2 separate regions of the Homo sapiens genome follow, and region 2 is linked to region 1. Evidence: read pairs that join two places in POLR2A ChIA-PET (ENCODE). Cell type or tissue: PC-3. All regions are shown on one strand. Links, peaks and the distances in the headings refer to the core of each region. The heading gives the core; the rest is flanking DNA. Region 1 has its middle 67 kb from the start of LNCOG. Region 2 overlaps LNCOG (lncRNA osteogenesis associated).

Region 1 (12,362 bases), core at 1,853-9,852:
TCAGGAAGGCAGGGGAGTAACAGGACCAATCAAATCACTTCCTTGGTTGGGGTCAAGGGCAACTGGTCCAGTTGGTATCAGTTGGTCCACTTGTATGCAAAGTCTGAAAAATATCTTGAAGACCAGTCTTAGGTTTCACAATAGCGTTTGTGACTGCCAGTTACTATAGAAAATCAAGCTAGGAAACAATGGTGGGATATCATTTAACTATCCCTATACCTTAGCAGAAAGGTTTTCAGGAGATGAGATACCCAGTGGTCAAAGCTGCTCAACCCCTCAGCCAATTCAGCTTTTGGAAGTCATTGAGGTGGTCTGCATGAGCTAAGGATCATTGTTCTTTAAGTGAAAAACAAGTTCATTAATATTGCAGACGTCCTGGCTGGGGGCTAGGATAGGAAGATAATCAATTATTAGTGACTATTGTTTATTGAAATGTTTATGTGCAAGCAATAATGTATGAAGGAGGAAAATGTCAGAGAGAAAGAAAAATATCTTAACAAAATTCGGGGCCCTACCATAATTTTAATTTGTGGCTTTTTATTAATTTTATGAAGGCAGTTTCTCCATCACATATACCCTTACAAGAGGGAGGCAGAGGGAGATTTGACATAATCAGAAGAGGGGAAGGCAGAAGAGGAGAATGTAGTGTGACCTTAGAGGCAGAAATTGGAGTAATGTGGCCCCAAGTCAAAAAACACCAACAGCCACTAAAGCTGGAAGATCCAAGGAAAGATTCTCCCCTATAGCTTCCAAAGGGAGCACAACCCTGTAGACACCTTGATTTCAGCCCAGTGATATTTATTTTGGACTTTTGGACTCCAGAACCATGAGAGAATAAAGGAATAAATTTCTATTGTCTTAAAGCATCAAGTTTGTGGTAATTTGTTATAGCAGCCATAGGAAATTAATATAGGAACTAAACTAGACAGTCAAAGAGAGGATGAACTGTGTAGATCAGAGCCTATCTATTTGTCTCAGATTTTTGGTGAAGGGTTCTATCTCACTTTCCATTTCAACCCCAAATACTTCTTTCTGAATTCAAACAAATCTTCTTCTCTCACATTGACACTTGTGTTTTAAAGCTCCACTGCCCTATACAGACCAAATAACTGATTTTTGTTTACTGGTACAAAATTTTGTTTTCTTTTTTACTACATTGTGCATTTTTCCCCCTACCTCTGAATAATCATTTATTGTTTTGGAAGAATCCATCTCTCTCTGTGTCTCTCTCCCCTCCCCACTCCCATTGTTCTTGATCTTAAAATAAAAGTTACATAAAATAAACAGCTCCTTCTTTCTTTTCTTGTCATTTCCTCCACTCAGCAGTGTAGAGCTGCAAGGCTGCTTGCCCGAGTGTTTGAAGCCACCCGCACACTTTGAAGCATACTCCACGGCAGCTGACAGCTCAGTGCAATCAAATGCCAGTCACAAATGCGTCTATCATTAGTTCCACAAATCCACTATGAAAATGGGTCTGTAGGATGTAAGAAGAAAAAGAAAAGGATATTTCGTGACTGGAATTTTTTTAAACTGAGAAATAGGAAATAAAGTGGGTCAGATGATTATTTTAAGATAACCAGTGGTGAAAATAGGAACTCAAAGCAAATCTATATCAGAGAATTTGGGAAATCAAAACAAGCCATCAGAAATTCTTTTGCATGAAGACTTCTTAATGCTTCAGGGAGAAATGGTAAAACCATCCCCACAGGGTTGATAAAAATTGCATACCAGTTTCTGGACAGAAATATAGTTATACTTAAGCATTAGTCAGGCTGTACTCTGGCCCACTTCCTTGTTACTAAAAGTCACCATACCACTAGATACTGACCATTTGAATGCCCATTGTTTCTATAGGTAGGATTTCTGACATTAGGGTCTTAAGACTGTTTAAGAATTGATTTCATCCCTGTTATTCCTATAGACAGGCTCTCTGACATTAGAATCATAAGGCTTTTATTTAAGGATTGCTTAAGATGTTTTTCAGACCCCGAATTCCAGTAGCCAGTTTGAAGACCCCCACAGAGGAATGGGATCAGCATGAGAATATAGCTTCTTCATCTCCCTGTCCCATGACTTCACCCTGCACTCGTTGACCAAATAATGATTTTGGCTCACTCCAAAACCCTTAAAAACCCTAGTCCCAAACTCCTCTGGGAGATGAATTTGAGGTTCTTTCTCACCTCCTTGTTCTGTGGCCCTGAGATTAAACCTCTTTCTCTGCTGGTGTCACAGTATATTGACTTGCCATGTGCATCAGGCAATGAACCTATTATGGTTACAATGGTATACAGAGGACTCTAGGAGGACTGCTAAGAGATGAGCCACCAAGATCTCAGGCTAAAACATTACAATTCAGGGCTGTAACATAGTTTTAGTGCCCAGAGCTCCTAAAACCCTTGCATTTCCTAAGTAATAGAAGTGCTAGGAGCATTTTGTGTTCTAATATTTGGTCTCTGCCCCTGGTTCCTGACATAGAGTTCCTAAATCCATTTACATATCTTAGGTAATAGTAATATCTGTTGTTCTAATGAAGCAACTCTTGGTTGGCTCCTGAATAGCTTCAAGATGAGGGCTGGCCACCAGAAAAACCAAGCCATTATTAGAAGCTTGGAATTTTCAGTCCTACCCCTCATCCTCCAGGAAGGAGAGAGGGGCTAGACACTGAGTTAATAATTGATTGGGCCTATGTGATGAAGCTGTCAGAGGCATTTGAACCAGAGTGACTCCATCTTGAATAGGGAGTGGGTAAAATGAGACTGAGACTTACTGGGCTGCATTCCTAGGAGGTTAGACATTCTAAGTCACAGGATGAAATAGGAGGTCAAGATACAGGTTACAAAGACCTTGCTGATAAAATAGCCTGTGGTAAAGACACCAGCCAAATCCCACCAAAACCAAGATGGTGACGAAGGTGACCTCTGATTGTCCTCACTGCTCACTATATGCTAATTATAATGTATTAGCATGCTAAAAGGCACTCCTACCAGTGCCATGACAGTTTACAGATGCCATGGCAACAACAGGACTTTACCCTATATAGTTTAAAAATGGGAGGAACCCTCAGCTCCAGGAATTGTCCACCCCTTTCCCCAAAAACTCATTAATAATCCACCGCTTGTTTAGCATATAATCAAGAAATAACTGCAAGTATAATCAGTTGAGCAGCCCATGCTACTGTTCTGCCTATTCTTTTTTGTAGCGATTTTTTAATTCCTTTACTTTCTTAATAAACTTCCTTTCCCTTCACTCTATAGACTCACCCTGAATTCTTTCTTGTACAAGGTCCAAGAACCCTCTCTTTGGGTCTGAATGGAGGTCTCTTTCTGGTAACAAAGCCATCAAAAAAATTCCTAAAAGATGGGATACAGAGCGTTTGTAGGTTGGTGAACACATCCATGTGCCAGGAGGGTGGCACACCCTTGATCCGCAGGGATAGAACTCCTGTACTTGGGACCCTTTGGAACCTCCCACTTTGTGCTATTCATCTGGCTGTTCATCTGTATCCTTTATTGTATTCTCTATAACAAACTAGTAAACATAAGTAAGTGTGTCCCTGAGTTCTGTGAAAAATTATACTAAATTATCAAACCAGAAGAAGGAGGTGTGGGAACTCCTGATCTATAGATCAGGTCAAATTGGTCAAAAGTATGAGTGACAACCTGGGACTTGTGACTGGCATCTGAAGTGGGGGGCAGTTTTGTGGGACTGAGCTCTTAACCTGTGAGGTTTGCATTAACTCCAGGTAGTACTGTCATAATTTACTTGTAGGACACCTAGTTGGTGTCAAGAGAGTTGGAGAATTGGTTGGCATGGGGGAAACCCTCACATATATGGTGTCAGAAGTGTTGAGACTGTAGAAGAAAGAGTTTTTCCTTTAAGGGATCAGTAAACTATGGCCTACCACCTGCTTTTGTAAATAAAGTTTTATTGGGAAACAGCCACACCCACTCATTTATATATTGTCAGTGGCTACTTTTGCACTACAACTGCAGAGCTGGGAAATTGTGACAGAGACATGGCACACAAAGCCTAAATATTCACTATTTGGCCCTTTACAAAAAAAGCATGCCAACCCCTATTATAATGAAACTGCAGCAGTAATAACTGGTGTACAGAGTGGGCTCTAACAATAGAAAAACAGCAAAGATGACCAAGTGTACTTGTTTCCTGTGTACCCAAGTTCGAAGCTCGTGCTACTCACTATATGACAGCCAACAAATCAAGAGACCAGGTGTTGGGGCAAGGAAAGTGACCATTTGGAGAGCCAGCAAACCAAGAAGATGGTGGACTAGAGTCCTAAAGATCCATCTTAAGTTAATAGAATTTTAAGCTCTTTTTATGTTAGGGAAAGGGAAAAGAGGGAGAGGCTTGAGGTCAAGAGGTGACTGATGACCACAGACATCTGGGCAGCACTGGAAGTCCAAGGGGAGTTTGTGAAGCTTTTTTGTCCTTGGTCAGGTTACAATGCTCCTATAAATCTTTAACACGACATTGTGACTTGTGTATATACTCTTCTTATCTCCTTGGGGGTTAATTTTGGAATGGGACTACTGTTGTACTTCTTTCAAGTTAAATAAGAAACTAAATTCTTCCCATAGTTAGCTTGGTCTATGTGCAGAGATAAGCAAAAGCAGTTAACCTAAAAGATATCACTGCAGGTGGGGAAGTGGAAGTGGTTAGGAGCAAAATGGAGACAGTCATGCTAGGTTTCCTTTCCACTGCTACACTAGGGCTTCCTTAACAAATTATCACAAACTAGATGGCTTAAAACAACAGAACTTGGGCCGGGCATGGTGGCTCACGCCTGTAATCCTAGCACTTCAGGAGGCCGAGGCAGGTGGATTGCCTGAGCTCAGGAGTTTGAGACTAGCCTGGGCAACACGGTGAAACCCTGTCTCTACAAAAATACAAAAAAAAATTAGCCCAGCGTAGTGGCATGCACCTGTAATCCCAGCTACTTGGGAGGCTGAGGCAGGGGAATCACTTGAACCCGGGAAGCGGAGGTTGCAGTGAGCCAAGATCACACCTTTGCACTCCAGCTTCGGTGACAGAGTGAGACTCTGTCTCAAAAAAAAAAAGAAAAGAAAAGAAAAAAAAAAACCCAGAACTTTATTCTCTCAAACTCTAAGAAGCCAGGAGTCCAAATTTAAGGTGTCAGCAGGATTGGTTCTCTCTGGAGATTCTCAGGAAGAATCAATTCCATGCCTCTCTCCCAGCTTCTGGGGGCTGCCAGCGATGCTTGCAATTCCTTGGTTTGTAGATGCCCCAGTCCAACCTCCACCTTTTCTTCACGTGGTCTTCTTCCCTGTGTCTCTATGTGTCTTCTTCATTGCTCTCTCTTATAAGGACCCGCCATTGAATTATCTCTTATAAGGGCCCACTCTAAATCCAGGATGATCTCATCTTGAGATTTATAACTTAATATATCTATGAGGACGCTTTCTTCAGATAAGAGTACATTCATAGGTATCGGGGTTAGGACTTAGACATATCTTTTGGGGAGAAGCAAATCAACTTATTGCAGCAAGAAAAAAATATATTAGCCATCTTGAGGACAAAGGAGGCAGCTTGAGGGGCTTGGAGATTGTGATGAAGGTTACCCGCTCAGTCTTCAATATGGCCCTTGGAGACAGTGATTATACAAATATTTCATTAACTTTGATATACAGTTTTTATATTTTAAGGAGTATACTAAATCCACAGAGAACACAAAATTTTATTTTATTTTTATGTATGTATGTATTTTTTTTTTGAGACAGAGTTTCACTCTTTTCACCCAGGCTGGAGTGCAATGGCACGATCTTGGCTCACTGCAACCTCTACCTCCCAGGTTCAAGTAATTCTCCTGCCTTGGCCTCCTGAGTAGCTGGGATTACAGGCGTGCGCCACCACACCTGGCTAATTTTTGTATTTTTTTAGAGACAGGGTTTCACCATGTTGGCCAGGCTGATCTCAAACTCCTGATCTCAGGTGATCCACCCTCCTCGGCCTCCCAAAGTGCTGGGATTATAGGCATGAGCCACCACACCCAGCAGAGAACACTAAATTTTAATGTTATACTTCTGTTTTTCACTTTTTTCCTTATTAAATTTTGTGTCATTTACAGTTTTATATTTGACATGTAGAAAATTTAGGGGACTTACGCTGTTGTGGACCTAAAAGTAGCAAAACGAACAAAAGGCTGGAGGTAAAAAGAGGAAGAGAAGCTCAGGGCCAGGCAAATTGGTTCCTGCAAGCTCCATTGGTGACTAAGATGAGAGAAGCATCATACAGTGGGGCTGTGGGATAGCAGCACGAAGTGAATCTAGTGAAGACCTTTCAAGTCTACGCAAATCTCTTGTCAGAACAGTTTTTTTTTTTTTCATCTGTGACTTGAGAACAAGAAGGTGTTGCTGCACTCTGCATGGGTCATCTTGTCCTTTCTTTCATTCTCATTACCAGATTCTGGACTAATGCTGAACAGATGAAACCCAGGGGGAAGAGAATATAGCTCATATTTCTGCTAGGATTTCTGCTTTTCCCCTTCCCTTAAAATATATACCATTGTGCCTAGAATTCACAAGCAAGAGGGGGAAAGAAGCCACAGCCAAGTTGTCACTCTCTGGGAGAAATGTCTGAGTGGAAGTGACAGCTCCCTTGTAGGGGTTGTTCTTGATTGTCACTAAAGCCAAGCTGGGGAGAGAGAGTTGGGGAAATCAGAGCTCTTCTTCCAAGAATGGGAAATGACATTACCTTGAGGATGTGCCAATGGAGCCCCAGAGCATGAGAGAGGTCAGGCAGCCACAGTGGGTGCCAAATTAGGAATCCCTTGTGTTGATTTCTTTCTGCTTGAAATACCTATAGTAGGTTGCATTGTTCTGTGTGAACCTTGTCTGTTACCTCCAGGATCTGGGACAAATACTGTCTCCCTGATCTCTTGTAATTTTTATATATTTCTTCCTTTTTTTTTTGGAGATGGAATCTCACTCTTGTCACCAGGCTGGAGTGCAATGGTGTGATCTCGGCTCACTGTAAACTCCACCTCCCAGGTTCAAGTGATTCTCCTGCCTCGGCCTCCCAAGTAGCTGGGATTACAGACACCCACCACCACGCCTGGCTAAATTTTTTGTATTTTTAGTAGAGACGGGGGTTTCACCATGTTGGCCAGGCTGGTCTCAAACTCCTGACCTCAGGTGATCCACCTTTCTTGGCCTCCCAAAGTGCTGGGATTACAGGCATAAGCCACTGCACCCGGCCAATTTTTAGATATTTTCTAAGGATTCATACCCATAGCACACTGGTTTCTTTATTCTTTCCTCATTCATGACAAAGTTTCCTGCATTCATTAAATATGATTTGCATTTCCTAGGCTTACCAAGCTTAAGTTAAAAAGAAGTTCAAACAATGATTTAAAGAAAAAAAGCCGGGGACGTTGGCTCACTCCTGTAATCCCAGCACTTTGGGAGGCTGAGGCGGGCAGAACATGAGGTCAGGAGTTCGAGACCAGCCTGGCCAATATGGTGAAAACCTGTCTCTACTAAAAATACAAAAATTAGTTGGGCATGGTGGTGTGCGCCTGTAGTCCCAGCTACTCAGGAGGCTGAGGCAGGAAAATCGCTTGAATCCCAGAGGTGGAGGTTGCAGTGAGCTGCGATTGTGCCACTGCACTCCAGCCCGGGTGACAGAGTGAGATTCTGTCTCAACAACAACAAAAAAAAAAAAAAAAAGAGAGAAGAGAAAAGAAAAAGCACTTCACTTCTCTGAATATACCTACTTATTTGACTGAAATGTAGTAACTCTCAAATTTTTTAAATAAAATTTCAGTGTATTATAATTCACAGGTTATTGCACAGGCTTGGGATTCAGATAAACCTGTGTTTACATCTCAGTGCCACCATTTGCCAGCTAAGTAACTAGTTGACTACTCTAAGCCTCCTTTGTCTTCATCTACAAAGTGGGGATAACAGCGTACCTACTGTGAGAAGTTTACATAGCAGGCCCAAGACTACTATTCTCAGAAAGGCCTGATGGCAGGGTTGACCCTTGCCTGGTGTCTGGTAACTTAGATTTGATGAGGGTTCCTACTATTCCCTAAATGATAAGAGAGGCTTATCGTGCCTAGACTGTTTGTAAAACTGCGATTTATGCTGAACACCTGTTTTTTGGTACATGTCTAGCATTTTGGTACATGCTAGACAGAGAGTGCCCACATGACCAGCCCCTGGTGAAAACCCTGTGCACTGAGGCCCTAATGAGCTTCCCTGATAGACAACATTTCACACGTGTTGTCACAATAAGTTGCTGGAGGAATTAAGCACATCCTACCTGACTCAGGACTTTTGAAGCTTGCACCTGGTTTCCTCCAGACTTTACCCCATGTGCTTTTTCTCTTTGCTGATTTTACTTTGTACTCTTTACTGTAATAAATCTTAGCCTTGAGTAAGACTATATCCTGAGTCTTGCGTGTACTTCTAGTGAATCATTGAAATTGGTTTGGTTTGAGGACTCCTGACACTCCAGGCACTCTGTTCATTTATACATTATTTTATTTAATCCTTACCACAACCCATTTAGTTTCTGCTAGGATTTCTGCTTTCTCCCTCCCTTAAAATATGTACCATTGTGCCTAGAATTCACAAGCAAGAGGGGAAAGAACCCAAGTTAAGTTGTCACTCTTTGGGAGAAATGTCTGAGTAGAAGTGACAGCTCCCTTACAGGGATTGTTCTTGATTGTCACTAAAACCAAGCTGGAGAGGGAGAGTCAGGGAAATCAGAGCTCTTCTTCCAAGAATGGGAAATGACATTACCTTGAGGATGTGTCAGTGGAGCTCCAGAGCGTGAAGGAGGTCAGGCAGCCACAGTGGGTGCCAAATTAGCAATCCCTTGTGTTAATTTATTTCTGCTTGAAATATCTACAGTAAGTTGCATTGTTCTGTGTGAACCTTGTCTATTACCCCTGTCTAGCAATAGAGAAGACACAGAGAGACATGGGGAAGAAGACCACGGGAAGACAAGGCAAAGGTTGGACTGATGTGTCCAACCCATTTAGTAAGGTTGTTGTAAGGATTAAATAAAATAATGTATAAGTGAGCAGAGTGCCTGGCACAGAATAAGAACCCAATGTGCATTATTATTATTGTTCACTCAATTACATATTATAGGCTTTTCTGGGACAAGGGCTATAACAATAAGCAGAAAAGAAAATTCTTGCCAGCTTTCATTTCAGTGGGAGAGAAGAAGGAAAAAACAAAGCAAACAGCTAAAATATATAGAATGCAGCCGGGCACAGTGCCTCTCACCTGTAATCCAAGCACTTTGGGAGTCCAAGGTGGGTGGATCACCTGAGGTCAGCAGTTTGAGACCAGCCTGGCCAACATGGCAAAAACTCCATCTCTACTAAAAATACAAACATTAGCTGGGCGTGCTGGTGCACGCTTGTAATCCCAGCTAGTTGAGAAGCTGAGGCATGAGGATTTCTTGAACCCAGGAGGCAGAGGTTGCAGTGAGCTGAGATGGCGCCACTACACTCCAGCCTGGGCGACAGAGTGAGACTGTCTCAAATAAAAAAAAATTATATATATATACATACACACACACACATACACACACACATATATATGCTATATATAAGATTACATGGTGATGAATACTATGGATAAAAATAAAGCCAGGAAGGGGGATACAGGAAGTGTGAATTTTGGGGGCTTTGCAGTTTTAAATAGGACAGCCAGTAAAAATCTCATAGAGAAGGTGATTCTTAGGCAAATACAGAAAGGAAATAATGGAGCAACTAAGCCATGTGGATATCTAATAGGAAATTGATCTAGAAAATGGAACAGTAAATGCAAAGGCCCTGGGCTGTAACACACATGGCCTGTTTAAAGAACATTAAGGAGGTCAGTGTAGCTGGAGAAAAGTAGGTAAGAGGATAGAGGTTAGAGTTCAGAAGGGTAGGCAGGGGAGAGGGGATAAGAATATTCTGTAGGCCCTTGAAGAGCACTGTAGTGACTTGAAGGTCATTCGTGAATTTGCCTTTCCTTGAGAGTGAGATGGAAATCCATTGGAGTGTTTTGAGTAGATGAGTGACTTGGACTGACTTCTGTTTCAATAGAATCACTCTGACTACTGTGCGAGAATAAACTAGAGTGGGGTGAGGGTGGGAGCAGGGAGACCAGTTAGGAGGTTGCTACAACAGTTCAATGAGATGATGGTGCCTTTATCAAGGGTGGTCCAGTACAGCAGGGTATTGAGAAGTGGTCAGATTCTGAGTATGTTTTAAAGGAAATCTATCAGGGTGTACTGGTGAGTTGGGTATGGGGTGCAAGAGAAGGAGGGTCCAGGGTGATTCCAAGGTTTTTGAAGTGTCTGTCTGAGGGGAATTGTTCCTTCTGCTTCTCAACTCATCCATCATTTCCTCCAGGGTTTTTGTTTGTTTGTTTGTTTTTTGAGATGGAGTCTCGCTCTGTCTGGAGCGCAGTGGCGCGATCTTGGCTTACTGTAACCTCCACCTCCCAGGTTCAGCAATTCTTCCTGCCTCAGCCTCCCGACTAGCTGGGATTATAGGAGCCTGCCACCACGCCCAGCTAATTTTTGCATTTTTTAGTAGAGATGGGGTTTTGCCATGTTGGCCAGGCTGGTCTTGAACTCCTGACCTCAGGTGATCTGCCTACCTCGGCCTCCCAAAGTGCTGGGATTACAGGTGTGAAACACTGCGCCCGGCCATTTCCTCCTCCTTTTCCAGGGGCTTGCTGTGTGATGTGTCCTCTCTTTGCTGCCTCCACCAAAAAGACAAAGGTATTAGCAGTGCTCCTGGTCTCCAACAAAGCCTACAGCGGTGCCAGATGTCAAGGACCCTGTTGTGTGAGCTAAAGGTGCTGCCTCCTGCTGTGCCCAAAACAACAGAAACTGCATGAGGATGCTGCATCTGCTCAAAAGCTCTTTTAGTGGATTACTCACTTTTTTTTTCAATCTTCTCTTACTCTAGGGCTCAGATAGGAATCTAAAGTAAAATCTAAATGACAGATCCTGTGTGAGACTCAGAATCACCCCTCCCCTCTGACTTGCTGTTGTCCTTAAATCCAACTTGTCTGCTTCTTTGGTGCCTTAGGATGAGTTCTTTCTACCTTGGGAGTTCCTTGGTCACTTATAAAACTAGACCCCACTAGGCCTCCAGACTTGCCTGAAAACTGGGGAGACAGAGGTGAGGAGGGGGAGGACACTCGTTAGGGACAATCTGGAATCTACTTTACCAGTATTAGATATCTTACCAACTCACTCCCATGGTAGAGAACACTTGGATTATTTTATTGCCACACTATGGTAAATATTTTGGCAACTGCCTTTCTTTTCTTTTTTCTTTTTTTGAGACAGGGACAGGGTCTTGCTGTGTTGCCCAGGCTTGTGTGTCGCCCAGTCACAATCACAGGCACAATCATAGCTAACTGAGCCTCAATTTGCTGGGCTCAAGTGATCCTCAAACCTCAGCCTCCCAAGCCTGCCTAGTTTTTATATTTTTTGCAGAGATGGGGTCTTGCTGTGTTGCCCAGGCTGGCAACTGCCTTTCAGTGACAAAGCACTGGACTGAAGAACATGATATACAATGTTGATTTTCATAACAGTGCTTTTTTAATGACAAAAGAGGTTTGTGACAGTCATGGTTTAAAACTTTCTTTCTTTTATTTTTTAGCATACATAATGGTGATAGATGAGTGAAATTGTATCAGTATTACTCTTCCTTTATGGGATTGTGAGAATTTTCTGGAATAATTATTAAGAAACCATTTCCACTTGTGGCAAGTAAGAAATAGCAAGGAGCACCCCATGTCCTGAAGACTTCAAGGACAAGAATCAACCAAAGACCTGTAAATGTCTGTCCTTGGTCTGATGAGCTGTGGCTTGTGTCACCCATGTTATATACAAGGTGTAATGATAATGGAACAAGACTGGATTTCATCAACCAGAGTAGAAATCAGGGTTATTTAGTTGGTTTAGCAAAGATCTATTCAATTTATGGAGCCATCTCTCTGCTCAGCCTCAGGGCAGTGTCACAGTCAAAGAAATTTTTTAATAATTTACATTCTTTACTTGCATTTCCTGAATACTTTGAAGGAGATACCAAGACCACAAAGGGAGATATGAACATTGCCCATCGTCATCCTCCTCCCCTCTCCTGTACTTCCTCCCTCATTGCAGCAGCTACTGCTTCACATCTTATCAATTTCTAGGAAAACTCTTCTCTGAGGTAGTGTTTCTCTTCTCTTTCCCCTTATCTCCCTGTTCTCCATCAAAAAGATCTAAGATCTACCTTGGGGATGGGGCAGAAAGCCAAATAGAACAACTCAGAATTCTCTTTGGCACAAGAAGAAAGGGAATGACAGGGAACC
Region 2 (12,362 bases), core at 1,545-9,544, 120 kb before region 1:
TTGATAATTTCTGATGTCACATACTGTTTAATCATCACATCCCATGAACATACACAGATCCAGGCACAAAGATGCACATGGATGCACACACATACACATCCCCACGTGCACACATGCTCACCCCACCCCTGCCTTCACACACACACACACACACACACACACACACACACACACACACACACAGAGCCTGGAGGTAACACTGAAATGAGGGGACCTGGTCCCTGGTCTACGTACCCCATTCTTCAGGGCAGAGGTTTCCTGTGTTTCTTTTTTTCTCTCTTTCTTCCTTCCTTCCTTCCTCCCTCCCTCCTTCCCTCCCTCCCTCCCTCCCTCCCTCCCTCCCTTTCTTTCTTTCTTTCTTTCTTTCTTTCTTTCTTTCTTTCTTTCTTTCTTTCTTTCTTTCTTTTTTCTTTCTTTCTTTTTCTTTCTTTCTTTTCTTTTTCTTTCTTTCTTTCTGTTCTTTCCTTCTTCTTTCTTTCTTTCTTTTCTTTTCTTTCTTCTTTCTTTCATCTTTCTTTTTGACAGAGTCTCACTCTGTTGCCCAGGCTGGAGTGCAGTGGTGCCATCTCAGCTCACTGCAACCTCTGCCTCCCAGGTTCAAGCAATTCTCCTTCTTCAGCCTCCCAAGTAGCTGGGATTACAGGCACCTGCCACCACGCCCTGGCTAATTTTTGTATTTTTAGTAGAGACAGGGTTTCACCGTGTTAGCCAGGCTGGTCTTGAACTCCTGACCTCAAGTGATCTGCCCACCTCAGCCTCCCAAATTGCTGGGATCACAGGCATGAGACGTCATGCCCAGCGCTCCTGTGTTCCAATTTTCCTACTTTCTGGCCCTGGAGCAATTGAGGCCACTTTAGAGAAGTGACAGCTTGACCACCACGTGAGATCATCTGAGGTCTTAATTGTAAAATTCTATTTTAAAAATGCTAATATTGGGAGTGGTGATGGTGGTAAAATCATATTTTTATATTTTTAATATACATAATTTTATTTAATTAGTTACTTTCATGTTATCACCATCATTTTTATAATCACAAAAATTACTGTAATTTTGGATTTTAATATATGTCAGACACAATGGCATATTCTTTACATGCATTATTCCCCTAAATTTTGAGGTACATGTTATTCCCCATTTCCTAAATAAGAAGCTGGGGCTTACTGAGGTTAAGTATTTGCCCAAGGTCACGGAATCAGTAAGTGGGAAGCCAGGACTCAAATTCTGTGGATTTTGAGTTAAAGTCCATGACTGTAACTACTCTGCTCTTCTGGCAAAATGATGAGGACAGATATTTCCTTTCCTAAATCTTAATTTTTTCACCAGTAACGATGTTCATAGCTCACATCTGTCTTATTTTTTATAGAGAAGAAGGGGCTTGGATATTTGAAAAGGGTTTTTCTGCCAAAAAGAGGAGAGAGAGAAGGATGAAGAGGCACCCAGCACTGCCAATGCAGGCATGAAGCCAAACCCGTTTGTCTTCCCTGGTATACAGAGTGACCACAGGGGACATTTTAAAAGCTCTAGGGAGTTAGAGAGTGCTGAAGAAGAAATCTGGGCAGCAGGGCTGCGGCCAGCCTTTCAGCAGTTTGTGCTGGGAGCTGCTCCCCAATGAGACTTTCACCTCAGCTGGGTTTGCGCGCCGTACTCCCTAGGCTGAAAGTTCTCTGGATCGGTCTCCTCGAAGCAGTGCTCCCGACAGGCAGCACTGAGCCTTTCACCTGGAAGGAGGAAAAGAAGGGTTTCGTAGACACAAATGGGGAGGAAGGCGAGGGCTGCCCTGTTACTGCGATGCCCTCATCAGCCAAGTCTGGGCTGCTCCCTTTTTTTTTTTTTTTGAGACTGAGTCTCACTCTGTCGCCCAGGCTGGAGTGCAGTGGCGCGATCTCGGCTCACTGCAAGCTCCGCCTCCCGGGTTCACACCATTCTCCTGCCTCAGCCTCCGGAGTAGCTGGGACTACAGGGCCTGCCACCACGCCCGGAGAATTTTTTGTATTTTTAGTAGAGACGGGGTTTCACCGTGTTAGCCAGAATGGTCTCGATCTCCTGACCTTGTGATCCTCCCGCCTCGGCCTCCCAAAGTGCTGGGATTACAGGCGTGAGCCACCGCGCCCAGCCCGCTGCTCCCTCTTTTTAAAGAGTGGCTCCTCCCCCTGTTCTAGCTTTCAGGTCTGACCAGAAACAGTCTCTTCTTTGACTCTGCCTCCTTGACCACAGTGAGTGGTCCAGGGATAAGCAAGTCAGATTGACTGAAGTGGGGAGAAGGCTCTCAAAGGTCCTGAGACTGTAAGATGTAAGAGACTCTGAAGAAATGAAAATTTTCCACTGTAGGCCTCCATGTCCTTGTCCACTGTAGCTGTTCCTCCCCACCCCCGCCGCTCACACATGACCGGACTGTTCCTCCCACTCCTCTTGGTAAAATCCAAGTTGTCCAAACAGTGACCGCTAATTGCTAAAGAAAATTCCTTCCTTTTCTAGGAACCATCTTTGTTCTTAAAACAAAGTGAACTTGAGCTGACCCTGCCTGCTGAAGCCCTATAAAAAATTCCACCCTCCTTCCCAAGTTAGAACGCTCCTTTTCACGCCGGCATTACTGAAAGGCTTATGCTAATGGTGTTCTTGGTTTTTTCCACAGAGGATATAAGTTAAGAGATGTTGAGATGCTAGCAGCAGGTCTACAGCTTGTGGAGAAGCCAGTCTGGGAGAAGGAAATTAACGTGCAAACAGGTTAAGAAATAAGTGGTAGAGGGAGAGACAGAGAGATCCCCTCGCGTTTAATTTTCCATCTTGCTTCTCTAAGACCAGGATTCTTCCCTGTTCTTCTCATTTTTGGTTATGTAAGTAAATTAGTTAAAAATGTAAGATTAAAAAAAGGAGCACCACAACATCTTCACATGTGGCTGTGCAAACGTAATGTTATAACTGTATACTGAAAGAAATTCGAATTTAGAGCCTCGGTGTCCAGGAATAAGGGTAAACATTATCTTGTCCTTTCACATAGCTCTGTCAGCTCACTCTCTTCTGGGTAAATGATGAGTCAGAAACACAGGATTCTTCTCTCATTCAATGCCACCCTCACTTCTGGGAATGAATAAGTTGCTGGAGAATCAGGATGTTGAAGAGTAATTTTTAAAAAACCCATGCAATTACACAATGCCAAAAATCTTGTTTCACTTATTATTTATTTATTTTTACTTATTTATTTTTTTTGAGACGGAGTCTCGTTCTGTCGCCCAGGCTGGAGTGCAGTGGCACAATCTCGGCTCACAGCAAGTTCTCCCTCCCGGGTTCACGCCATTCTCTTGCCTCAGCCTCCCAAGTAGCTGGGACTACAGGTGCCCACCACCACGCCCAGCTAATTTTTTCTATTTTTAGTAGAGACGGGGTTTCACCATGTTAGCCAGGATGGTCTCGATCTCCTGACCTCGTGATCTGCCTGCCTCGGCCTCCCAAAGTGCTGGGATTACAGGCGTGAGCCACCGCGCCCAGTCTATTTCACTTATTATTTAATAAGGAAACCAGTAAGAAGTAAAAATTGGTTGAAAGGAGAATTCAAGGACAAAACACATATATAGGCAATCAGAAATATTGAATTAATTTTGCCTATAGATGCAAAACTAGCCTCTTCCATAGAGTGGAAATCAATACACCTTCATTGGACAAAAGTCATTCTTATTTCTAAGAACAGGAATCATGTACATCACCACCAACCTTCCACCACTTAACTTCAATTTCTACAGATTTGCAAAATAGTCAAGGACAATGAAAGACACAGACCCACGTAGAATTTGATAAACCTGAAAGGGTCCTGTTTCCAGAAATTTTGTCAAGAATTCAATCTGTGTAATTTGATCCCCTACACAGGATCCATAGACCGGCTTAAATAGATGTGAGATTTGAATAACTGAATTTGAGAAATTGCCGGAAAATACACTATACATTTCCATCAAACCAAGAATATTCCTCTATTTTCATACAGTCCCCAAACTCAATTCACGGTCATTGTGACAACACAGCAACCACCTACATTTCTATTTTGCTCCATAAATTTTAGTTATGACAGGTTAGCCAGGCACACTGGAAAATCTCGCCACCAGCCCTTTGCACCCCACAATGAGATGCATGTGCAGATGGAGAGCTGTTGCAAAAACTAGGGCTTCCGTAGGGAGAGGGGGAAGGTTTACAGATTCCAAAATCAGAAGAAACACAACATCTGAATATGAACTTGTAGCCCCAATTAGGAAAATCTGAAAATCATGAGGGAAAGACTTTTAAACCAGCACCTCTCTTATGGGGCCCCCACCTGCTGCTTGGACATGATATACTCACATTTTGATATTCCATCCTGACTGTATTAGAAAGTATGATCCACACTCTTTCTTAGGCAAAGGCTCAAGAAATAAAAATGCTCAGTCTGGTGTGATTGTTCCTCAGAGCTTATGGTGGATTTTCTTGCTTCTTACTAGGAGAAAAAAATGGTCAAATAAAGCAAATTGAACACCTCACAAGCAAGTGGAGAATCAGCCTTGGATAGTTTCCCCATTCATAGCTGTGAAAGAGGTGGACACAGAGCCTGAGAGTCAGTAACTGCAAAGACAAAGCCAAAGGAAGGATCAGCACAGGCCCAAGTGAGGGAGTGCCACTGTAGACTTACAATTCTGGAGCAAGTCTAAAGACTCTTACTGTTGTTGATAGAGCATGACTCATTTATCTGGCATGGTTTGGGATGCTCCCCTATGGTTTAAATACCAGAGTTGGTATTGTACCTGGTAGTACAGTCTAGGTTCATTCTTTTATCCATTTCTTCATTCACACACAGGCATACCTTGTTTTACTGTTTTTCACTTTATTGCACTTCTCAGATACTGCATTTTTAAAACATGGAAGGTTTGGCTGGGCACGGTGGCTCACGCCTGTAATCCCAGCAGTTTGGGAGGCCAAGGCGGGTGGATCACCTGAGGTCGGGAGTTCAAGACCAGCCTGCCTAGCATGGAGAAACTCCGTCTCTACTAAAAATACAAAATTAGCTGGGCTTGGTGGTGCATACCTGTAATCTCAGCTACTCAGGAGGGTGAGGTAGGAGAACTGATTGAACCCGGGAGGTGGAGGTTGTGGTGAGCTGAGATTGTGCAATTGCACTCCAGCCTGGGCAACAAGAGCAAAACTCCATCTCAAAAAAACAAAAAACAAAAAACAAAAACAAGGAAAGTTTGTGGTAGCTCTGTGTTAAGCAAGCCTACCAGTTCCATTTTCAACAGCACGTGCTCACTTCGTGTCTCTGTGTCACATTTTGGTGATTCGCACAGTATTTTTAACTTTTTCATTATTATTATATATACATGGAGATCTGTGATCAGTTATTTATTTATGTATTTATTTATTTATTTATTTTTGAGACAAGGTCTTACTCTGTCATCCAGGCTGGAGTGTAGTGACATGAACACAGCTCATTGCAGCCTTGACTTCCTGGGCTCAGGAGAGCCTCCCCTCAGCCTCCCGAATAGCTAGGACCACAGGTGCACATCAACATGCCCGGCTAATTTTTTAGCTGTTTTTGTAGAGATGGGGTCTCACCTTATTGCCCAGGCTGATCTTGAACTCCTGGGCTTAGGTAATCCTCTTGCCTCAGCCTCCCAAAGTGCTGGGATTACAGGTATGAGCCACTATGTCCAGACTTTGATCAATGATTTTTGATGTAACTATTGTAATTGTTTTGGGGTGCCATGATCCATGCCCGTAGAAGATAGTGAACTTAATTTATAAATGTCATATGTGTTCTGACTGTTCTGCCGACTGGCTGTTTCCCTGTCTCTCTCCCTGATCTTGGGTCTCCTATTCTGAGACACAGCAGTGTTGAAGTTAGGTCAATTAATGACCCTACAAAGGCCTCCAAGTTTTCAACTGAAAGGAATAGTTACTTGTCTTTCACTTTAAACAAAAGGTGGAAATGATTAAGCTTAGTGAGGAAGGCATGTCTAAAGCTGAGATAGGCCAAAAGCTAGGCCTCTTGCACGGGTCGGTGAAGTTGTGAATGCAAAGAAAAAGTTCTGGAAGGAAATTAAAAGTGCTACTCCAGTGAACACACAAATGATAAGAAAGCAAAACAGCCTTCTTGCTGATATGGAGAAAGTTTTAGTGGTAGGATAAAATTTCAAACCTGCCACAACACTCCCTTAAGCCAAAGCCTAATTCAGAGCAAGGCCCTAACTCTCTTCCATTCCATGAAGGCTGGGAGAGGTGAGGAAGCTGCAGAAGAAAGGTTTGAAGCCAGCAAAGGTTGGTTCATGAGGTTTAAGGAAAGAAGCCATCTCTATAACATCAAAGTGCAAGGTGAAGCACTTTCTCCAAAAGCAGAAGCTGCAGCAAGTTATCCAAAAGATCTAGCTAAGATCATTGATGAAGGTGGCTGCTTTAAACAACAGGTTTTCAATGCTGATGAAACAGCCTTCTATTGGAAGAACATGCCACCTAGAACTTCCATAGCTGGAGAGAAGTTAATGCCTGGTTTCCAGGTTTTAAAGGATGGGCTCTCTTGTTAGGGGATAATGCTGCTGGGGATTTGAAGTTGAAGCCAATGCTCATTGAACATTCAAAAAATCCTAGGGTCCTTCAGAATGATGCTAAATCTACTCTACCTGTGTGCTCTAAATGAAACAACAGAGCCTGCGTGACAGCACATCTGTTTATAGCATCTTTTACTGAATATTTTAAGCCCACTCTTTTTTTAATTTAAAAAATTTTTATTACTTTTTAGTTTTTTGTAGAGATGGGGTCTCCCTATGTTGTCCAGGCTGATCTTGAACTCCCGAGCTCAAGTGATCCTCTCGCCTCAGCCTCCTGAAATAATTGGGTTACAAGTATGAGCCACCATGCCTGGTCAAGCCCACCCTTTAAGACCTATTGCTCAGAAAAAAAGGTTTCTTTCAAAATATTTCTGCTCATTAACAATGCCTCTGATCACCCAAGAGTTCTGATGGAGATGTACTAAGAGATTAATGTTGTTTCATGCTTGCTAACATAATATCCATTCTGTAGCACATGGATCAAGGAGTAGTTTCAACTTTAAAGACTTATTCTTAAGAAAAACGTTTCTTAAGGCTATAACTGCCACACGTAAGGATTCCTCTGATGAATCTGGGCAATGTATATTGAAAACATTCTGGAAAGAATTTACCATTCTGGTTGCCACTAAGAATATTTGTGATTCATGGGAAGAGGTCAAAATACCAACATGAGCAGGAGTTTGGAATAAGTTGGTTCCAACCCTCATGGATGACTTGCAGAGGTTCAAGACTTCACTGGAGAAAGTCACAGCAGATGAGGTGGAAATAGCAATAAAATTAGAATCAAAAGTAGAGTCTGAAGATGTGACTGAATGCTGCCATCTCAAGGTAAAACCTGAATGGACAAGGAGTTGCTTCTTATGGATGAGCAAAGAAAGTGCTTTCTGGAGAGGGTATCTAGTCCTGGTGACGATGCCATGTACAATGTTGAAATGACAACAGAAGATTTAGAAGATAACATCAACTTAGTTGATAAAGCAGAAAGCAGTAGCAGGTTTGAGAGGATTGTCTCCAATTTTGAAAGAACTTCTATGGTGGATAAAATGCTATCAAACAGCATTCCATTCTATGGAGAGATCTTTCATAAAAGGGAGAGTCAATTGATGCAGAGAACTTCATTGCTGCCTTATTTTAAGAATTGCCACACCTACCCCATCCTTTGGCAACCACCACCCTGATTAGTCAGCAACCATCAACATCAAGGCAAGACTCTACCCACAAAAAGATTACGGAAGTCATTGAAGGCTCAGATGATCATGAAAATTTTTCAGCAATAAACCATTTTTTAAATTAAGGTATATACATTGCTTTCTTAAGACATAATGCTATTGCACACTTAATAGACTACAGTGTAGAATAACACAATTTTATGTGCACAAGGAAACAAAAATATTCTTGTGACTCACGTTATTGTGATATCTGCTTTATTGCAGTAGTCTGGACCCAAACCCATAATATCTCTGAGGCATACCTACATATACAAAGCACACACTAACTGTCATCTTGGTGTCCCTATGTCTTCCAGCCTTGGGTAGTATATGTATACATTTAATGTTAAAATAAAAATGGCAGCCAGGTGTGGTGGCTCATGCTTGTAATCTCAGCACTTTGGAAGACTGAGGCAGGAGGATCATTTGAGCCCAAGAATTTGAGACCAGCCTTGGCAACATAGTTAGACTCCATCTCTACCAAAAAAAAATTTGTTTTTGATTAGCTGGGCATGGGCTGGGTGTGGTGGTTCACCCTTGTAATCCCAGCACTTTGGGAGGCTAAGGCAGGTGGATCACTTGAGGTCAGGAGTTTGAGACCAGCCTGGCCAACATGGCAAAACACCTTCTCTACTAAAAATACAAAAATTTAGCCAGGCGTGGTGGCAGGTGCATGTAATCCCAGCTACTTGGGGGGCTGAGGCAGGAGAATCGCTTGAACCCAAGAGGCAGAGGTTGAAGTGAGCCAAGATCATGCCACTGTACTGCAGCCTGGGCAAAAGAGCAAGACTCCGTCTCAAAAACAAAAAAAAAACAAAAAACAAAAAAACCCAGCCGGGAATAGTAGTACCTGCCTGTCGTCCCAGCTACTTGGGAGGCTGAAGCAGGAAGATCACTTGAGCACAGGAAGTCGAGGCTGCAGTGAACCATGATTATGCCACTGCACTCCAGCCTGAGTGACAAAGAGACCTTGTCTCAATGTCTCAAAAAAAAAAAAAAAAAAAGACTCAAGTCCTTATCCTACATACTGTGGAAAGTTCAGTGCCTTTCCCATGATTTCTGCAAACCCTAAGGTGCCTCTGTTGCTGGGGTCACTCCTGCTTAGATTTCCTGGTCCCACTAAACTCTCAATCCACCTCACATTCCACTTCTTATGGTTCTTCTCTTCTCTCTGTTACTGTCCAACAGGTTCTTCCTGCCCACTGCAAAACAAAATCAATTCATAGAGACCATGGCATTGCAGTAAAGAAAGAGTTTAATTGACACGACGCCAGCCACGCCATGTGGGAGACAGAGTTATTACTTAAATCAATCTCACCAAAGAATCAGAGGTTAGGAGTTTCTCAAAGATAGTTTGGTGTGCAGGGGATAGGGTATGGGTGCTGCTGATTGGTTTGGGATGCAATCATAAGGGTGTGGAAAACAGTCCTCATGCACTGAGTCCATTTTTGGATGAAGGCTATAGGACTGGTTGAGTCACGGGTCTGCGTGGGGCCATCTAGTTGTCAGAAATGCAAAAGGCTGTCAAAAGGCCAATCTTAGGTTCTACAATACTGAAGTTATTTACAGGAGTAACTGGGGAGGTTGCACATCTTGTGACTTCCAGAATAATGGCTGAATTCAGGCATTCAGGCCCTTCTCATCCTCCTAACTTGGTGGCCTTTCATTAATTTTACAAGGGTAGTTTAGTTTTGGGGAAAGGCTATTATCGTTTACACTATAAACTCAATTTCTGCCAAAGTTAGCTTGGCTTATGCCCAGGAATGAGCCAAGACAGCCAACCTGTGAGGCTAAAAGCAAGATGGAGTCTGCCATGTCCAATTTCTCTTATTGCCATAATTTTGCAAAGGTGGTTTCATCTCCATCCATTGTCAACTTACAAGGGAAAAACAGCATCATTTTTCTCTGATTTCCTCAACAATGCAAGAAGTTCATGTGTATCAGACATTTACCGAAGTTTGAAATAACCCATAGTTTTATAAGACCAAGGAGCACTGCAGATAATTTAAAATAACAAGCATGACTCTTCTTTAAAAACCCCTGGAGAAAATAGATGAGGTAAATATGCCAAAAAGGTAATAACATCTAAAACTGGATAGTTACACAGTGTTATCTTGCTATTTTATTTGATTTTTAATATTTTATTTATATAGTTTTTATAATGAGTTTAAACAACGAAATTAGTCATGGGGCCACAGAAGATACTTTGCTGTCTGTGTTAGGATAAAGGCAAAACTGCCATAACAAAGAATTTCTGAAATGCAGGGGCTAGTGATACAGAAGTTTATTTCACCCTCACACAACAGTCTTCGGGGTGAGTGGCCCAGGTGGGTGAGATGACTCCACATGGCCACATAGGGATCCAAGTTGTTGGGTCCAAGTTGTTCCATCTTGTTTCTCCACCTTCCCCTAGGGCCTTGTCCTTTGCTGCACAAAGTCGGGCTGCAGACACAGCCATGTTCCCATTCACAGATAAGACAAAGAGTGGAAATGGAGGGCGGTCATATTTTTTTTTAAACCAATGAACCCAAGTGCATACATCACTTCCACTTACATTCCACTGTCACGTGGCCACACCTGGCCACAAGGGTGACTAAGAGGTGCAGTCTTTAGGTAGGTAGCCATAGGCCCAGCTAAATGCTGTTCTTCTGGAAGAAAGGGAGAATGGCCTTTGGTGAATTCATGGCAGGCTCCACTTCACTGTCGGTCTCCCTCTATGGGACCCTGGCATTCCTCCCTGCAGTGGCGCTTTTTTGTCTAAAAGGAAGTGAAAGGCTTTTCTCATGAAATACGATTTAAACAGAGACTTGAAGGCAGCTGCGTGGGTATCTGAGTAAGAACATTCCAGCACAGGGAACGACAAGCGTCAGAGGCATTTAAACCAAACAGACTCCATCTTGAAAAGTGGCTGGGTAAAATAAGGCTGAGACCTACTGGGCTGCATTCTCAGGAGGTCAGGCTTTCTTAGTTATGGGATGAGATAGGAGGTTGGCCACAAGGTGCAAGTCATAAAGACCTTGCTGATAAAACAGGATGTGGTAAAGAAGCTGGCTAAAACCCACCATAACCAAGATGGTGATGAAAGTGACTTCTGGTCATCCTCACTGCTTACTATACTCTAATTATAAGGCATTAGCATGCTGAAAGATATTCTCACCAGCACCACGACAGTTTACAAATGCCATGGCAACGTCAAGAAGTTAACCCTATGGTCTAAAAGGGAGAGGAACCCTCAGTTCCAGGAATTGCCCACCCCTTTCCCAGAAAATTCATGATTAATCCACCCCTTGTGTAGCATATAATCAAGAAATAACTATAAGTATGCTCAGTTGAGCAGTCCAGGCCACTGCTCTGCCTATGGAATAGCCATTCTTTTATTTCTTTACTTTCTTAATAAACTTGCTTTCACTTTATGGACTTGCCCTGAATTCTTTCTTGCATGAGATCCAACAGCCCTCTCTTGGGGTCTAGATCAGGACCTCTTTCTGGTAATACAAGTACCAAGCCCATCCAGACAATGCAAGGTGCCAGAGGTCTCAGAGAGTGAAAGGAAGTGATGCCCATTGTCAGCCATAGCCAAGCAGTTGGATTGATTCTGAGATGATGTGTCACTGGAGGGCTCCAAGCAGAAAAGTAATATGATCTGGTTTATACTTTATAAGGATTATTTCAGCTGCTGTGTGAAAAATAGCCTGTGGGGGTAAGAGTGAAGACTGACAGGCTCATTCGGAGGCTACTGAAATAATCTAGGACAGAGACACTGGTGGCTTGGGTGTGGAGGTGTTGTGGAGGTGGGGACAAGTGGTCAGGCTCCAGACACATTTTTTTCGATGGAGCCAAAAGGACTTAAAGGAATGCATGTAGGATGTGAGAGAAGTAGAGGAATCCAAGATGACTTCAGAGATTTGTCCTGAGCCACTAAAAGGCTGGCATTGCCACTGACAGAGCTGCATAGGGCTGGAGAATGAATGGGTTGAGGTGGTGGGGCAAGGAATATTGAGCTCATTTGTAGATATATTGGCAATGCCATGTTGCAGAGTGACTGACTATACAACTCATGGGAGGGCTAAGTCATTAGTATATAAATAGCATTTAAAGCCATGGGCTTGTATGAGACCCCTAGGAAGTGAGTATAGCCAGAAAGGGAGAGTGGCCAAGGCTGGAGCTCTGGGAGCTCCAATATTCAGATGGCAGGAAGATGCAGACCAAAAGAGTTTGAGAGGAAGCAGCCAATGAAGTAAGAAGGGAACTCAAAGTGGCATGACATCTGTATCAGTCCACTTTCACACTGTGATAAAGATACTACCTAAGACTGGATCATTTATAAACAAAAGAGGTTCAATTGACTCACAGTTCCACATAGCTGGGGAGGCCTCAGGAAACTTACAATCATGGTGGAAGGCAAACGAAAAGAGAGGCAAGACTTACATGGTGGCAGGAGAGAGCGTCCATAGGGGAAACTCCAGACACTTAAAAAAAAACAAACAAAAACAAAACAAAACAAAAAACAAAAAAAAAAAACACATCTCGTGAGAACTCCTTCACTATCATGAGGATAGCATGGGGGAAACAGCCCCTATGATCCAATCACCT

Evidence for each region. ChIA-PET counts read pairs that join two places held together with the same protein. Peaks named below come from ENCODE experiments on the same cell type or tissue, not always from the same donor. Only the 100,000 strongest peaks of a DNase experiment are listed, where the experiment ranks them.
Region 2: POLR2A ChIA-PET joins it to region 1 with 13 read pairs; 2 of 35 experiments call an interaction of 5 or more read pairs at or near these places.

Annotation. Positions count from the first base shown.
Region 1 is chr12:76,186,488-76,198,849 of GRCh38, reverse strand. No RefSeq gene overlaps it. Among named protein-coding and RNA genes, the nearest start is that of LNCOG, 67 kb to the left of the region's middle. In PC-3, for the core only: no CTCF peak of the experiment used is centred there; no DNase peak of the experiment used is centred there.
Region 2 is chr12:76,302,638-76,314,999 of GRCh38, reverse strand. LNCOG (lncRNA osteogenesis associated) reads right to left here. Exons shown (of 4, transcript NR_146531.1): 4 at 9,031-10,526. Among named protein-coding and RNA genes, the nearest start is that of BBS10, 40 kb to the left of the region's middle. In PC-3, for the core only: no CTCF peak of the experiment used is centred there; a DNase peak (open chromatin) is centred at 4,699.